Regions from separate parts of the Homo sapiens genome. Here region 2 is linked to region 1. A link is an interaction called in ENCODE POLR2A ChIA-PET data of the cell type or tissue named here. Cell type or tissue: Caco-2. All regions are shown on one strand. Each heading gives the region's core, and the rest is flanking DNA. Links, peaks and the distances in the headings are about the cores only. Region 1 has its middle 81 kb from the start of HNF1B. Region 2 overlaps ACACA (acetyl-CoA carboxylase alpha).

Region 1 (8,671 bases), core at 198-8,197:
CTGAGCACATGGAAACCTCAGTGTGCATTCAGCCTTGACCATTCTTTTTAATTTATTTCAGAGTGGCTCACTGGGGTGGCTTCAGGAAATACAAATCAAGTATCCGCCGTGGTGTTTGAAAACATGCCGGGTTTTGATATGTGTTTGACTGAAAATAGAAATAAAAATCTATGGGTCTTTATTTACATGTGTTAAAGTTGTTCTTAAGATAATCGTATGTTTTTTAGACTCTTTTACCCTTCAAGTCAGCTTGTATTCATCTGGAGAGGAAGCCCTCTCGAGTGACAGCCTTAGGCTGATGGCAGCCAGGTGCTGACTGTGGTTGTGTCAAATTCCCCAGGGGTCCTAGGGGACATCATTCCTTGACTCTGGGTCTCCACATCTGTCAACTGAGGAGTCCCAGAACTGGTGGCTACAGTGCAAGTGAGGTGAAACAGTGGAAAGTCAGCCCTGTTGATCTGAATCATGCCACCCCACCCTTCCAGCACCCTGAATGTCGGCCTTCTCCCCACTCGGATGTGGTTGTCCTTGGAAAGACCCAGAACAGATATTTCACTACCAAGGGGTACTAGACAAAAACGGAAGGTATTAGCAAAGCAGAAGTATGTGCTGGACTAACTCCATTATCCAGTTCTCTAGTTCTGAGGCTCCAACTCAGTGGAGTTTGGAAATACCACTCCATCTTGAGGATTTGATTTTAAACAAATGGCTAGTATTTTGACAAGGTAAACTACTTGTGACTCTGCAGCCTAATTGACTTACCAAACCCACAGACTCAGGGCCCCAGCTGGAAAGGACTCAAGTCTTTTGTTTTAAACACCCATCCCTGTTCCAATCAAGAAAAAATTCTAAACTCATCAGGTATCATAGGCCATGATGCATGTGTGACATTTAGCATGACAAAGGAACTACATTATTGACAGGATCTTCTCAGTGTTTATAATTATAAAATATTTGCACTGAAAGAGTCCTTAACAAGCACGTAAACCCAGAATGATTAAGCAACTTGCCCAAGAGCACACAGGCAGCAGGGAGGGAGTCAGGACCAAAATGCAGGTCTCCTGGCTCCCAGCCGGGTTCAGGCTCCTGCATGTGCCCTTCAGAGATAGGAAAGTTCACCTTTTGAATTTGCCTTTTCATATTCACCTGCACCCTTAACAAATAGGGAATGGAAATGTTGAATTTTGAATGTTGGAGTTAGAGCATGTTGCAATTCATTAGAGAAATCAGGATTGATGAAAAATTCACAGTTGCCTAGTCTGTAGGACAGATGATGTTCTTCATTTGACGCTGCCCCTGTTTCGTCACCAGAAGCAGAGCAACCAGGAGACAACGGAAGGAAAGAGGCCCTGGTCTCCTCGGGAACTGTGTTACTGACAGAACAAGGAACAGCTTTGGCTGGAGATGTTTATGCTGACTTTGGAGTATGGATCAGAAGAGGGTCCTGGCTTGCTGATGGAGCTCAGGCCTATGGAAAACAGGATGATCTTAGAGTTAAAAACAAACAACCCTGGGTGTGGTCTCAGGGCCTGGGAGGAAAGGATGAGTCAGCTGAAACTGATGGAAATTAACGGTAAGTCTAAGAGAAGCTAGCATGGCACTGCAAGGTGAAGTGGGGGGAATGGCCCAGAATCAGAAGAGCTGAGCTTCCCTACATTTGGGCTGTGTGACCTTGGGCAGGAAATTTGCCCTGTTTCCTTTTCAGTGAGATAAGGAGAACCATACCTCCTGAAAGTATTAAAGGAGAAGATTTATATCTAGTTCCCTTCCTCCTCCACTTTCCTTAACAGAATCTCTCAAGAGATGCTGCCATTTCCTGAGCACCTGTGAGCTCATCTTATCCTCACAACTGAAAGTGCTTTTTCCGACGTCAGACATGGAAAAATATGGCACCTAAAAGAGGATGTCACTTTGACAACCAATACTCCCCCAGCCCAAAACCAATTATTATAATCACTGATGAAACTGTGATATGGCCTGTGATTCACTTACATACTCTTCTGTGTCCATAAGATCAGCTTCTGTCTTCCGCTTCCACCACTCCCAGTTCTCATTCTATTCCTAGTGTTACCTCTTGAAGATGATGCCTGTCCCTTAAGTAGCAGAAGCAGCTTTCTGTATCTGGAAGAGGAGGGGCCACACTGGGCTTGAGGAGACACCATGATTTATGGTCCTAGATGATGTCCCCTTCTCACCATTCCCACACACAGCCACCCTTTGAGCTTGCACCATCCTCATAGGGGACCCTGTTGGCACTACTATGTGGGGGAACAGCGACCCTCAAGGTTCAGGTGCAGAAGCAAGCACCCGTCAGGTGTGATCCTGGCTCTGCCACTCACTGTGGGACCTAAGCCAATCCACTTCCTCTCTCTGAGCCTCAGTTTTCCAAAGGGTAAAAAGAAGGATCTAGATGAGATACCTCTCAAGGGCCACTCCAGCTCAGATCCTCTGACTTGCTTAGTGTGTGATGAGAGTTATCTTCTCCCAGAAAAGGCTTCTTTTTCTAAAGCCAAGTGTAGTAAGGACTCCTCTACTCTTTCTAGGCATTTCAGACTTTCTTTAAAAAGATCTTATTTTGGCCCAGCGCGATGGCTAAAGCCTGTAATCCCAGCACTTTGGGAGGCCGAGGCGGGTGGATCACGAGGTCAGGAGTTCGAGACCAGCCTAACAAACATGGTGAAATCCCGTCTCTACTAAAGATACAAAAAAAAAAAAAAAAGAAAGAAAAAATTAGCCAAGCATGGTGGTGTGCACCTGTAATCCCAGCTACTCAGGAGGCTGAGGCAGGAGAATCACTTGAACCTGGGAGTCAGAGGTTGCAGTGAGCCGAGACTGCACTATTGTGCTCCAGCCTGGATGACAGGGCAAGACTGTCTCAAAAAAGAAAAAAAAAAAAAAAGAAAGAAAAAAAAGATCTTACTTTACCAGGCTTTTTGGGGCCCACTGCCACTCAGAGGCCAAAATTCTCCCAATGTCAGTGGCTAGAAGAAAATCAGATCAAAAAGTATCCCTGTGCCTCATCTGAACCCAGTTTCTGCTTTGAACCTTTTGCCAAGTCTAGGGCTTATCAGCCAGAGTGTGTGTGAATTACCACATGAAAGGACTCTCTTGGATCATATTTAAAAGAATCATCATTTCAATTTAGATCAGAAAAACACCCAGTCCTTCAGAAAATACATATAAATTCTTCTCTAAATGTCCAAACAGATTTATGCCATAGAAGATGTAATTATCTCCTTCTGGGATAAAGGAATCTTCTAGCTGTGAGGGTGAGCCAAGAAGCCAGAACTTTCTGCCTAAGAGGAGACTGCAGCAGGGCCACTACAGAAGGTTGTCCAAGTTGTTCACTGCACAAGGGCACTGGGCCAAAAGTGGGTAGGGGAGGCAGGAGTAGCTGCTTAAATCCAGCCTGAGCTCCACCGGCCAAGTCATGTGTTCAGTGCAAGGTTAGGTCAGTTCAAATGGAGGTGCACCTTTTGGTAATTCAGTAGAGGCACTGTATATGCTAGCAGGCAGCCACTCAGCATGGAAAAATGGGTCTTTCCTTTGTTAACAAACACAACAGCTCCCAAAGGCTCACAGCAAGAGCAGATGGCAGGAAAGCAGAAGTGAAGGCTGGGTGGCGGGGCAGGCGTGGGGAGAAGATGGGGAAACGATCTTGGGTGTCTGTAGAGGAGCTTACACCCTAATGCCTCCCAGCTGGCCTAAATGAACACAGTTCTGAGAAGACCCCAGTAAGAGACTGTTTCCAGCCCCTCCCCTCCTTTACTGCCCCTCCTTTCGGGCTCTCCTCAGCCTTCCCTGACCTCCCAGCCTACATCAGAGTCCCCATTGCAGGTTCTCTGAGCACCTTTGTTTTTCCTTTACAACACTCAAGCTGCACTTTGTAATTATGTGGGTGTAGGGAATTTGAGTCACCTCTATTCTCCCCCCGTTAGACTGGAAGCCGTGTGAAGGCAAACTATGTTGGGTTTTGCTCTTGTATCCCCAGGACCCAGCATAGTGTCTGGGGCATGAAGCAGGAACTATGAATGAATTAAAATGGTGTGAATTAAAGGGTGTGGGCCTTGCACTCTGCATCCCTTTTTGCCAGGCCTAGGAGGCTGTCTGGGCACAGTGACATGTGGTCACCATGATGTAAGTTCTGTGCCCACCCCCAGGAGACACAGTCCAGAAAAGACATATCCAACCCTGGCTAGGCATTCAAAACACATATGAAGACCAATGAAAGCAGCTTCCCAAAACCCACCCCAAGAGATTGTGATTCAGGGCTAGGATTTGTGTATTTAACAAGGTCCCCCAGGTGACACGAATCTGCCTATCAGAACCAACAGATACTGTTGCAATAGATACAAAGAAGCACGGGGACCAAAGAGAAGGAGGTCCCACATAAAGATCTGTGGAAGGCTTTCCAGCACAAATGATGTCCCAGCCAGGTCTTGATGGCTGGGAAGGGCATTCTGGGTCAAGGGAATGACATAAACAAAGACAGAGACAGAGACATTGGTGCACATGGGGTGAACAAATGGGGACAGGGCAGCAGGGTTGAATCCAAATGACAAGAATCCATTCCTGGGGGACGATCAAGCGTAAGTCACCCACCACTCAGCTGGGCTCCCAGAGCCCTTTTAGGTAAGAAGCCCATATTTTGGCAGTCCCCAGAGGAGTTCCTCTGCACCCCCATTTTTCATGCAGCTTCCATCCTATTTTCAGTCCCATTTCCTGTCTCCCTCTTTCTCATGTTCTTTCTCTAGTTAGACTGTGGGCTCCTGAGGTCCCATGGCCATCAGGGAAGTATTGCCATGGACTTCTTTGATAAATAGGCCTGATTTAAGAACTCTAAACTATCCTGGCTGGATATAGGAGACTGCTGAAGCTGGCAGAAATAGTAGTCCCTAAAGCCAATATCTACAGCCACGCATCTCCAGTGTGGCAGAGAAGGGTCACCTTACTTAATATAAAAGCAGTATCTGGAGCATGAAGGTCAGGCCCCAGAGAGGCCTGCACATCATGCTGCACTTCCATCTTTTTTCTTTTTTGAGCCCAGAATGAGGAGGTTAACGTTAGAAACAACAGAGAGGATGCCTGTGGGATGGGAGGGCAGATCCTCAAAGACCTGCCTGAGCCCTGCCTGAGCTGGAGGGGAGAATCCACACGCTGGGTGACTCAGGCTGTAGGAATGAGCTCTCACCCCAGGCTCCCATCTATCCTTCCACATCTTTCCATGACTTCCTCTCTCCCCACCCCTCTCCCTCTTCCTCCAATGGGCCTGGGCTGGGTTGGCATGCCGGTGCTCTCTCTTAACTGGACTTTTCTAACGGGCCTGCCTGTTGCCTGGACATGTTTTCTACAAGTAAATGTGCTGGAGAGAGGAAACAGAAGTCCTCAGCACGTGTTTCCTCTCTTTGGACCAAGTGGCCTCTGGGGAACCGGTGAGGATCTGAAGTTCCCAGCCTCTGCACCAAGCTGCAGACCCAGGTGTCTTTTGAGCAATGCCCTGCGCCACAGTTCAGTGCCACCTCGCCAAAGCCCGAACTATCTTGTCTGCTGTCCGGTTATAAATTAATCTCTTGTCATCAGTGATTAACTTATTCAAGACACAGGAGCTGCTGAACCAAAACAGCCCCTTGGGGTGAAAGAGCCTCCAGCATGGTGTGGCGTGTAGGTCTGCCTGTGACCCTGGCCATGCTGGCTCTTGTGCTGTGTCAGCAGGGCTGCAGGGATGGCCAGGGCAGGGGTCCGGCTCTGGGCACTGCTGCCCTGGAATGTTCACTGAGTGCCTCGAAGTGGAGATCCATGCTGCAAATATCTAGGGCTTGTTTTTGTGTGTGTGTTTGTCTGCAAGGAAGGCTTTGAAAAGGGGGTTGGGGTGGGCCACGTCCCTAGGGGCACATGTCACCTGAATACAAACAGCCTGGACTGATAGAGGAGCAGAGGGGAGCCCAACTTTGGAATTCACAGATGTTGAGGGGAGTTATGGGCCACCTATTATAGCATAAGCCATTACAGTGGAAAGAGGCCTCCAAGGTCATTAGCTCCAACTTCCTAATTCTATAGAGGCCAAGGAAGAAGGCTTGACTCACCCAAGGCCACACTCTAGAGCCAATGGGGAGGAAAAGAACAAATGTCAAATCTTGTCTATATGTCAGATAAAGGCTCATTTAGTCACCACCATGATGATAGGCAACAAACAACTTCCTTAGGAAAAAATTTCCAAGGAATCCTTCTATACCCCACCACTACCATTTAAAGACCTCAAAAGTAAGATTTCTCTGATTTTTTTCTGAATAGCCCTGGTAGATTTGGTCTCACTTCTTAGTTCAGGGCACCTCACAGCAATTTAAAAATGGTGCCTTTATTCACCTCTAGGGTGGTCCTCCCCCAGAAAACCGTAACCCCAGCCTAACCAGGAGAAAAACATCAGAACAACCCAAAGCAATGGATGTTCTACAAAGAACTTCACCCCTACTACTCAAAACTGTCACGGTCACCAAAGCCAAGGAAAGCCTGAGAAACTGTCACAGACTGGGGGGCTAAGGAGACACGATGATTGAGTGCAATGTGGCACCCTGGATGGGATCCAGGAATAGGAAAAAGTCATTAGGAAAAATTAGTGGAATATGAATAAAGTGTAGAGTTTAGTTAACAGTAGTGTAACAATGCTGGCTCCTTAGTTGCAACAAATGGACTACAGTAATGTAAGTCTATGGCCACACCACCCTGAACTTGTCTAGAGTAATGTAAAATGTTAACAATAGGGGAAACTTGGGATGAGATACACAAACTCTGTACTCCTGTTGCATCTTTTCTGTAAATCTTTTTTTTTTTTTTTGAGATGGAGTCTTGCTCTGTCGCCCCGGCTGGAGTGCAGTGGCGCGATCTCAGCTCACTGCAAGCTCCGCCTCCAGGGTTCAAGCAATTCTCCTGCCTCAGCCTCCCAAGTAGCTGGGACTACAGGCGCCCACCACCACGCCTGGCTAATTTTTTGTATTTTTAGTAGAGACAGGGTTTCACCGTGTTAGCCAGGATGGTCTTGATCTCCTGACCTCATGATCCAGCCGCCTCGGCCTCCCAAAGTGCTGGGATTATAGGCGTGAGCCACTGCTCCCGGCCGAGAGTTTCTTAAAAAAGAGAGTTACTTTAAAAAGACAGAGTTTCGTTCTTGTCACCCAGGCTGAAGTGCAATGGCACAATCTCAGCTCACTGCAACCTCTGCTTCCCAGGTTCAAGCGATTCTCTTGCCTCAGTCTCCCAAGTAGCTGGGATTACAGGTGCCCGCCACCACGCCTGGCTAATTTTTGTATTTTTAGTAAGGATGGGGTTTCACTATGTTGGCCAGGCTGGTCTCGAACTCCTGACCTCAGTTGATCCACCCACCTCGGCCTCCCAAAGTGTGGGGATTACAGGCGTCAGCCACCGCACCCGGCCCTTTTCTGTAAATCTAAAACTATTTTAAAACAAAGCATTTATTTAAAACTTTTTTAAAATGGTGCTTTTTCGTTTTCTTTAGTCTGGAACCTTTACCAGAAGGTTCATTACAGTGTCCATAACATGGTAGGTGTGGAATAACAAGTATTTGAAAGAGGAAAGAAAGAATGAGAGAGGGAAGGAAGGAGGACTAGAGAAGAGAGGAAGGAAAGAAGGAAGGGCAAGAGGGAGGGAGAAAGATATTAAGGGACAAAATACGAAAGTAAATAGAACCAGTCAGGTGTGGTGGCTCACACCTGTAATCCCTTCACTGAGAGGCCTAGGCAGGTGGATTGCTTGAGCCCAGGAATTGGAGACCAGCCTAAGCAACATGATGCGACCCCATCTCTACTAAAAATACAAAAAATTAGCTGGGCATGGTGTCGTGTGCTTGTAGTCCCCACTACTTGGAAGGCTGACGTGGGAGGATCACCTGAGCCCAGGAAGTAGAGGCCGCAGTGAGCTGTGATTGGAGCACTGCACTCCAACCTTGGTGACAGAATGAGACCCTGCCTCAAAAAGAAAAAAGTAAGTAGAACCATTCATCAACTGATAAATGGATAACTGTAGTATCTCTATGCAATGGATTCAATGGGATATTGGGCCATAAAAAGAAATTAAGTAGTAATACATTCTATAACATGGAAGAGCTTGGAGACATTATGCTAAGTTAAAGTAAGTCCACCAAAGAGACCACATATTGCATGGTTCCATTTATATGAAATGTCCATATGCAGATATGAAATGTCCAAAGGCAAATCCATAGAATAGCAAATAGATGAGTGATTACCATCTTATCTGTTGGGGACTGGGGAGGAGAAACAGGAGCAGCTGCTCACGGTCATAGGGTTTCTTTTTGGGGCAATGAAAATGTCCCAGAATTAGACAGAAGTGATGGTTGCACAACCTTGTGAATATATTAAAAGCACTGAATTGTACACTTTAAAATGGTGAATTTTATGGCATGTAAATTACATAATAAAGTTTAAAATAAAATAAATGAAAATTTGCAAAACTCAATACAACCCGATCTGTACCTTCAAGGAGCTCACAGTGTACTGGGGGCACCATTTCGGTCCAGGTGACTATAAGCCTCTCCCCTTGTCTGTAAACTCTATGGGGGTAGGAGCCATAAGTGTCTTGTTCATTCTTGTGCCCAGCACCTGGTAGGATCTCAGTAAGCACTCACTGAATGAAGGAGTCA
Region 2 (8,671 bases), core at 366-8,365, 460 kb after region 1:
GTTACCATCACCCAAATTAAGAAATTGAACATTGCCAGCATCATGGATGCTCTTTACATGTCTGTGCCTCTGGTCCTCCGGTCTCTTTCCTCCTCCCAATCTTTATTTTTCCATGTTTTGTAAAATCATTGAACTATCAGCCGGGCGTCGTGGCTCATGCGTGTATCCCAGCACTTTGGGAGGCTGAGTTAGGTGGATCACCTGAGGTCAGGAGTTCAAGACACGCCTGACCAACATGGAGAAACCCTGTCTCTACTAAAAATACAAAATTAGCCAGGCATGGTGGCAGATGCCTGTAATCCCAGCTACTCGGGGGGCTGAGGCAGGAGAATCACTTGAACGCGGGAGGTGGAGGTTGCAGTGAGCCGAGATCGTGACATTGCACTCCAGCCTGGGCAACAAGAGTGAAATTCCATCTCAAAAACAAACAAACAAAAAAATTGAACTCTCTATATATGTATCACTAAAAATATTTTGTTTACTTTTGAATGTTATATAAATGGAATCAAACTCTATGTATTTTTTTTTTTTTGAGATGGAGTCTTGCTCTGTTGCCCAAGCTGGAGTGCAGTGGCATAATCTCAGTTCACTACAACCTCTGCCTCCCAGGTTCAGGCGATTCTCCTGCCTCAGCCTTCCAAGCAGCTGGGATTACAGGCATGTGCCACCAAGTCCGGCTAATTTTTGTATTTTTAGTAGAGACGGGGTTTCGCCATGTTGGCCGGCCTGGTCTCGAACTCCTGACCTCAGGGTGATCCGCCCACCTCAGCCTCCCAAAGTGCAGGGATTACAGGGATGAGTCACCGTACCTGGCCTAATTTTTATTTATTTATTTATTTATTTATTTACATTATTTTTGGAGACAGAGTCTAGCTCTGTCACCCAGGCTGGAGTGCAGTGGCACAATCTCGGCTCACTGCAACGTCCACCTCCCGGGTTCAAGCAATTCTTCTGCCTCAGCCTCCCAAGTAGTTGAGACTACAGGCACACACCACCATGCCCGGCTAATTTTTTTTTTTTTTTTTTTTTTTAGTAGAGACTAGTTTTCACCGTGTTGCCCAGGCTGGTCTTGAACTACTGAGCTCAGGCAATCCGCCTGCCTTGGCCTCCCAAAGTGCTAGGATTACAGGCGTGAGCCACCGCGTCTGGGCTGGAAATTTCTTTTATGTGTTCTCCCAGTCACTCCTCACCATCAAAAGTAAATATTATCAGCTGGACACTGTGGCTCACACCTGTATTCCCAGTACTTTGGGAAGCTGAGGCAGGTGGATCACCTGAGCTCAGGAGTTCAAGATCAGCCTGGCCAACATGGTGAAACACCGTCTCTACTAAATATACAAAAATTAGATGGGCATGGTGGCTCATGCCTGTAGTGCAGCTACTCAGGAGTCTGAGGCAGGAGAATCGCTTGAACCCAGGAGGCAGAGGTTGCAGAGCCGAGATTGGGCCACTGCACTCCAGCCTTGGTGACAGAGTGAGACTCTGTCTCAAAAAAAAAAAAAAAAGGAGGGGCCAGGCGCAGTGGCTCACGCCTGTAATCCCAGCACTTTGGGAGGCCAAGGAGGGCAGATCACCTGAGGTCAGGAGTTGGAGACCAGCCTGGCCAACGTGGTGAAACCTCGTCTCTACTAAAAATACAAAAATTAGATGGGTGTGGTGGTACGCACCTGTAATCTCAGCTACTCGGGAAGCTGAGGCAGGAGAATTGCTTGAACCTGGGAGGTGGAGGTTGCAGTGAGCCAAGATTGCACCACTGCCCTCCAGCCTGCAGTTACAGAGCAAGACTCCATCTCAAAAACAAAACAAAAAAAAGAATGTATTATCCAGATTCTTGCCATCACAAATGAGTTTTGCCTATTTTTTTTTTTCTAGAAATGGGGTCTCTCTCTCTCTGTGTGTTGCCCAGGCCAGATTTGAACTCCTAGGCTCAAGTGATCCTACCATCTCAGCTTCCTGACTAGCTGAGACTACAGGGGCATGCACCTGGCTTGTTTTGCCCATTTTTTTGTTGTTGTTTTATTTTGACAGGGTCTTGCTATGTCACCCAGCCTGGAGTGGAATTGTGTGATCAAGACTCACTGAAGCCTCCAACTCCTGGGCTCAAGCAATCCTCCCACCTCAGCCACCCAAGTAGCTGGGACTACAGGCGTGTATCACTTGCCCAGCTAAATTGTTTATAATTTTTGTGAGATAGGGTCTCCCTATGCTGCCCAGGCTGGTCGCGAACTCCTGGCCTCAAGTGATCCTCCTGCTTTAGCCTCTCAAAGTGCTAGAATTATAGGCATGAGCCACTGGTACCTGGCCTGTTTTGCCTGTTTTTGTAGCAGGAAACATACATTTTTTGCTCAACATTATGTTGGTAAAATCCATCCGTATTTCTTCATGTAGCAATCATCTGTTCATTCTCATTGCTTTATAATATTTCATTGTATGAATGTATCACAATTTATATATTCATTCTCCTGTTGAGAGACATTTGTGTTGTTTCCAGTTTGTAGCCATAATGAGCAATGTTTCTGGGGCAGTTTTGAAAGTTTCTCCAGGGTATAAATCCAGAAGTAGACGCTGGTTATAGGGTATGTAGGGTATGTACAACTTTACCAATTAATGCCAAACTGTTTTCTAAGGGATTGTCCTCATTACACTCCTACTTGTAATATATGCAGGTTCCTACTATTACACATGCTTGCCAAAGGGGCCAAAGAATCTTTCCTGTGTGATGCAATAATAAGCCTGAGTGGGGCCAGGCATACTCACACGTGCCAGCCCTTTGGTTGGTACTCAGAAGCTCAGGCCACAGTCATTTGCTCCTTCCAAGTAAGGGTAAAGGATTCATAATATCCCAAGGTCCCTGATCACATGCTCCATTAACCTGGAAATATTGGGGCGGATGGGTTGGTGAACTGAATTTTCATTTTATTATTATTATTTTTTTAGATGGAGTCTTGCTCTTGTCACCCAGGCTGGAGTGCAATGGCGCAATTTTGGCTCACTGCAACCACCACCACCTGGGATCAAGTGATTCTCCTCCTTCAGCTTCCCGAGTAGCTGGGATTACAGGTTCCCGCCACCATGCCCAGCTAATTTTTGTATTTTTAGTAGAGACAGGGTTTCACCATGTTGGCCAGGCTGGTCTTGAACTCCTGACCTCAGGTGATTCACCCACCTTGGCCTCCCAAAGTTCTGGGATTATAGGTGTGAACCACAGTGCCCAGCCACTGAATTTTTTATTTATTTATTTTTTGAGACGGAGTCTCGCTCTGTCACCCAGGCTGGAGTGCAGTGGTGCAAACACGGCTCACTGCAACCTCCGCCCCTCGGGTTCAAGTGATTCTCCTTCCTCAGCCTCCCTCATAGCTAAGACAGGGCCTCCACTCTGTTGCTCATGGTGGGTGCAGGAGGCAGTGAATTTAGTAATGACACAATTTTTTGTTTGTTTGTTTGTTTGAGACGGAGTCTCACTCTGTCTTGCCCAGGCTGGAGTGCAGTGGTGTGATCTCGGCTCACTGCAACCTCCGCCTCCCGGGTTCAAGCAATTCTCCTTTCTCAGCCTCCCAAGTAGCTAGGACTATAGGTGTGTGCCACCACACCCGGCTAATTTTGTATTTTTGGTAGAGACGGGGTTTCATCATGTTGGCCAGGTTCATCTTGAACTCCTGACCTCAGGTGATCCACCCACCTTGGCCTCTCACAGTGTTGGGATTGCAAGCATAAACCACTGTGCCCAGCAATCACAATTTCTGAATTAATTGAGGATCCATAAAGCATTCTGTTCTGTATCGATTACTAATAGGAAATGAAAGGAAAGGAACATGGAGAGAAAGGGGAAAGTAATATTTTCTGTGTGCCTACTATCTAACAAGCTCTGTGCCAGAAGCTTAACATGTTGGTTACATCATTTAATCCAAAACACCACCTTAGAAGGTAGGCTTTATATCCTGAATATAAGATAGATATATATAATATAGATAAGGAAACTGAGGCTCAGAAAGGTGTCAGTTCCTCAAGGCCACAGAGCTAATTAGCGACAGAGTCAGGATTTAAAGCATAGCCTGATTAAAGAGCTCAAGCTGTTTATAATACAGAGCACAGAGAAGGTAGAGTTGCTGCCGCTCTTGAGACTGACACTGCCAATACCAAGAATCGGTTCTTCTCAGTTTTGCTTGCCTGTATTCACCCCCAAAACTATGTTATTCAACTGATTATGACCATCTTGTTCATTGATTGAAGCTACATTTCCTTTTCATGGATTTTTTGTTGTCTTTATTCTTTCTTCTTTTTTTTTTTTTCTTTTTCCAATAAGAAAATTGGGCACATCAGCACAATAGGTCCACTGATAAACAAGACTTGTGTTGGAAAATAACTTTCTACCTGCAGGTCTAGGAGTTAACCAGAGGTGAGATGATATATATATATATATTTTTTTCTGAGACGCAGTCTTGCTCTGTCACTCAGGCTGGAGTGCAATGGCATGATCTTGGCTCACTGCAACCTCCGCCTCCCGGATTCAACGGATTCTCCTGCCTCAGCCTCCTGAGTAGCTGGGATTATAGGTGCCTGCCACAACACCCAGGTAATTTTTGTACTTTTAGTAGAGACAGGGTTTCTCTATGTTGGTCATGCTGGTCACAAACTCCTGACCTCAGGTAACCCTATTGCCTTGGCCTCCCAAAGTGCTGGGATTACAGGCATGAGCCACCACACCTGGCCCAGAGGTGAGATTTTTTTTTTAAAAAGACGTGACATTGTGGCCAGGTGCAGTGGCTCACGTGTGTAATCCCAGCACTTTGGGAGGCTAAGGCGGGTGGATCACAAGGTTAGGAATTCCAGATCAGCCTGGCCAAAATGGTGAAACCCTGTCTCTACTAAATATACAAAAATTAGCCAGGCGTGGTGGCAGGTGCCTGTAATCCCAGCTACTTGGGAGGCTGAGGCAGGAGAATTGCTTGAACCCGGGAGGCAGAGGTTGCAGTGAGCTGATATCGTGCCACTGCACTCCAGCCTGGGTGACAGAGTGAGACTCCGTCTCAAAAAAAAAAAAAAAGACATGACATTGTGAAATCTTCTGCTCTAAGATATCACATACAGGAAAATTTTAAGACAAGGTATTAAAAGGATAAAAAGAAATTGAATGATGGCTCAATTTTTCTTGACGATAAAGGCTCTACAAAATTATTAATGTTATATTTTATTATGTATTGTGTTTCATATATAATAACAACAATAGAGAGTGAAGGTAGAAGACAGGTAGAGGCCTAAATATGTAGCAGGAAAAACCTGAACCTGATATAGGAATGATGGAGACACTAGGGAAGTCTAAAGAGAAGGTAGGGATGGGGCAGGAAATCAACTTACCAGGAGCACCGTCATGGCTTTAGAGGAAAGTGAAGTCAGGGATGGCTAGGCTATAAAGCTGATCAACATAAAATGTCAGAATCCTACGACTGGGCAAAATCCAAACAAGTCATCTTGTCCATTTTCCTGTTTTTAAAGAGCCCTTTAAAATTTCTCCAGGTATTTTAGTTGTGAGGTGTGTAGGACTTAGAAAGGGATCTTAAAAACATATATATTGGAGGTGTCATGGAGGAAGAAGTTAAGATTTGGTAACTGGCTGAAGTATAGAGACTGGAAGTGTTTGCCATTGGATAAGGAAGGAGTGAGAGCAGAAATGCCATGTGAAAACCCTGTGTCCATGTGAAAACATCGTGGGGAGTCTCTACTACTCATGCTGTCCTTCATTGTGCAATTCTACCTTTCATCATTAGGACCAGACTTATGAAGTGGCCTTCCTGAGGAGATTTTCTGACCTTATGGTATGAAGTTCCTTCAGGCTCTTAATTCTGGATAAACTGGAGTGATTAACAAGAGCAAAGAGACATAGTATTCAGATAAGGACTTTGTGTCTTATTTTTCTTTTATATCACAACTGGAGCCACAGTTGTGGGCAAGGCACTGACTTTCTTGATGAATTCTGTCCATCTGTAAAGCAGCTATATATCCCACTGGAGGCTTTGCCTCTCAGAGACAACGTGAAGACGGATAAGCAGGCATCAGGAGCAGAGTGGCCTCTCAGGTACAGAGCTAATCTTTATTTCAGTCAATGAAGCGCTTACTAATAGAAATACCTAGTCCTACTTGAAGAGCTATAAAAGGGGGTAGCAAACTATAAGAGATGGTCTCTGCCTTCAGGATTTAACTGGAGAGCTAAAACCAGTATGCAGACAAAAAAATATATCCTAATTAAATTCTGAACTGTGGGCCAGGCATGGTGGCTCACACCTGTAATCCCAGCATTTTGGGAGGCAGAGGTGGGAGGATCATTTGAGGTCAGGTGTTTGAGACCAGCCTGGCCAATATAGTGAGACTCTGTCTCTGCCGGAAATACAAAAATTGGCTGGGCATGTGATTCCAGCTACTCGGGAGGCTGAGGCAGGAGAATCACTTGAACCCGGGAGGCGGAGGTTGCAGTGATCTGACAGCACGCTACTGAACTACAGCCTGGGAGACAGAGCGAGACTCTGTCTCAGAAAAAAAATTCTGAACTGTGTGGTATGACCATATTGCTACAAGAATTCAAAGGAGAGAGAGATCAGTGAAAGCTGGAGAAGTAAGAGAAATCTTGGAGAAAATGGGACTTCCAAGGACTAGAAAGATTCAGAAAAACAGGAGAAAAGTTGGACAAGTCTGCCACCATAAACAAAGGTATAAGGATAAGAATAAGCATGGCAAGTGCCAGAAGCCAGATTAAAGTATGACTATTGGTGGTCAGCAGGAAATAATATCCCAATAATTCCTCTATTCTCTGTCCTAAAAATTGATCACTGACCTTGTTATCTACGAATTTGGATTCATGGTCAGACAGCCCCAGGACAGGGGGGGCTCTTCATGGTTCTATTTTCTTTTCTTTTTCTTTTTTTTTTTTTTTGAGACGGAGTCTCTCTCTGTCTCCCAGGCTGGAGTGCAGTGGCCTGTTGGCTCACTACAACCTCTGCCTCTCGGGTTCAAGCGATTCTCCTGCCTCAGCCTCGTAAGTAGCTGGGATTATAGGTGCCCGCCACCATGCCAGGCTGATTTTTGTACTTTTACTAGACATGGGATTTTGCCACGTTGGCCAGCCTGGTCTCGAACTCCTGACCTCAGGTGATCCGCCCGTCTTGGCCTCCCAAAGTTTTGGGATTACAGGCATGAGCCACCATGGCTGGACTCTTTTCTTTTTTTTGAGATGGAGTCTTGCTTTGTTGCTCAGGCTGGAGTACAGTGGTGCAATCTCGGCTCACTGCAACCTCTGTCTCCTGGGTTCAAGTGATTCTGCTGCCTCAGTCTCCCAAGTAGCTGAGACTACAGGCACGTGCCACCATACCCAGCAATTTTTTTATTTTTTATTTTTATTTTTTTGACAGAGTCTCACTCTGTCACCCAGGCTAGAGTGCAGTGGCACGATCTCGGCTCACTGCAACCTCTGCCTCCTGGGTTCAAACAATTCTCCTGCCTCACCTCCTGAGTAGCTGGGATTACAGGCGCCTGCCACCATGCCCAGCTAATTTTTTGTATTTTTAGTACAGACAGGGTTTCACCATATTGGCCAGGCTAGTCTTGAACTCCTGATCTCAGGTGATCCACCCGCCTCGTCCTCCCGAAGTGCTGGGTTTACAGGCATGAGCCACCGTGCCCTGCCGCAAATTTTGTATTTTTATTAGAGACAGGGTTTCACTATGTTGGCCAGGCTGGTCTAGAACTCCTGACCTCGGGTGATCCACCCGCCTTGTGTTCCCAAAGTGCTGGGATTACAGGCGTGAGCCACCATACCCAGCCCATGGTTCTATTTTCTATTAAGGCACTTTGTTTCCTCCCTTGATTCAACTCAAACCTGACTTGAGAGACTTTCTTGTCCTAAGAGTGACAGGTATTGAAGGCCTTGTTGTTCAACAGAGACTCTGGCACACAAAGAGGGGAACAATAATGATAAATCTTAAACGACTGTTCTCAAACTTTAGGGTGATTAATTATTAGGGATGCTTTAAAAAAAGAAAAAGTCGGCCAGGTCCAGTGGCTCACGCCTGTAATCCCAGCACTTTGGGAGGCCAAGGCGGGTGGATCACAAGGTCAGGAGTTTAAGACCAGCCTGACCAACATGGTGAAGCCGCGTCTCTCCTAAAAATACAAAAATTAGCTGGGCATGGTGGCACGCGCCAGTAATCCCAGCTACTTGAGAGGCTGAGGCAGAAGAATCGCTTGAACCCGGGAGGTGGAGGTTGCAGTGAGCCGAGATCGTGCCACTGCACTCCAGCCTGGGTGACAGAGCGAGACCGTCTCAAAAAAAAAAAAAAAAAAAAAAAGAAAAAGAGAAAGAGAAAAGAAAAAGTCAACCAGGTGTGGTGGCATGTCCCTGTAGTCCCAGCTACTTGAGAGGCTGAGGTGGCAGGATCGCTTGAGCCCAGGAGTTGAGGCTGCAGTGAGTAGTTGTGATTAAAAAAAAAAAAAAGGGCTGGGAATCTGCATTTTTAACAAGCACCCTGGTGGTTTTGTTTTTTTTTTTTTTTTTGAGACGGAGTCTCGCTCTGTCGCCAGGCTGGAGTGCAGTGGCGCGATCTCAGCTTACTGCAAGCTCCGCCTCCCGGGTTCGCGCCATTTTCCTGCCTCAGCCTCCGGAGTAGCGGGGACTACAGGCGCC

What was found. Peaks named below come from ENCODE experiments on the same cell type or tissue, not always from the same donor. Only the 100,000 strongest peaks of a DNase experiment are listed, where the experiment ranks them.
Region 2: POLR2A ChIA-PET joins it to region 1 with 9 read pairs; 2 of 35 experiments call an interaction of 5 or more read pairs at or near these places.

What each region holds. Positions count from the first base shown.
Region 1 is chr17:37,821,605-37,830,275 of GRCh38, reverse strand. No RefSeq gene overlaps it. Among named protein-coding and RNA genes, the nearest start is that of HNF1B, 81 kb to the right of the region's middle. RefSeq lists enhancers at 3,191-3,938, 4,688-5,435, 5,193-5,487. In Caco-2, for the core only: no CTCF peak of the experiment used is centred there; a DNase peak (open chromatin) is centred at 5,185.
Region 2 is chr17:37,362,845-37,371,515 of GRCh38, reverse strand. All of the region lies in intron 1 of ACACA (acetyl-CoA carboxylase alpha), which reads left to right. Among named protein-coding and RNA genes, the nearest start is that of C17orf78, 8.8 kb to the left of the region's middle. In Caco-2, for the core only: no CTCF peak of the experiment used is centred there; no DNase peak of the experiment used is centred there.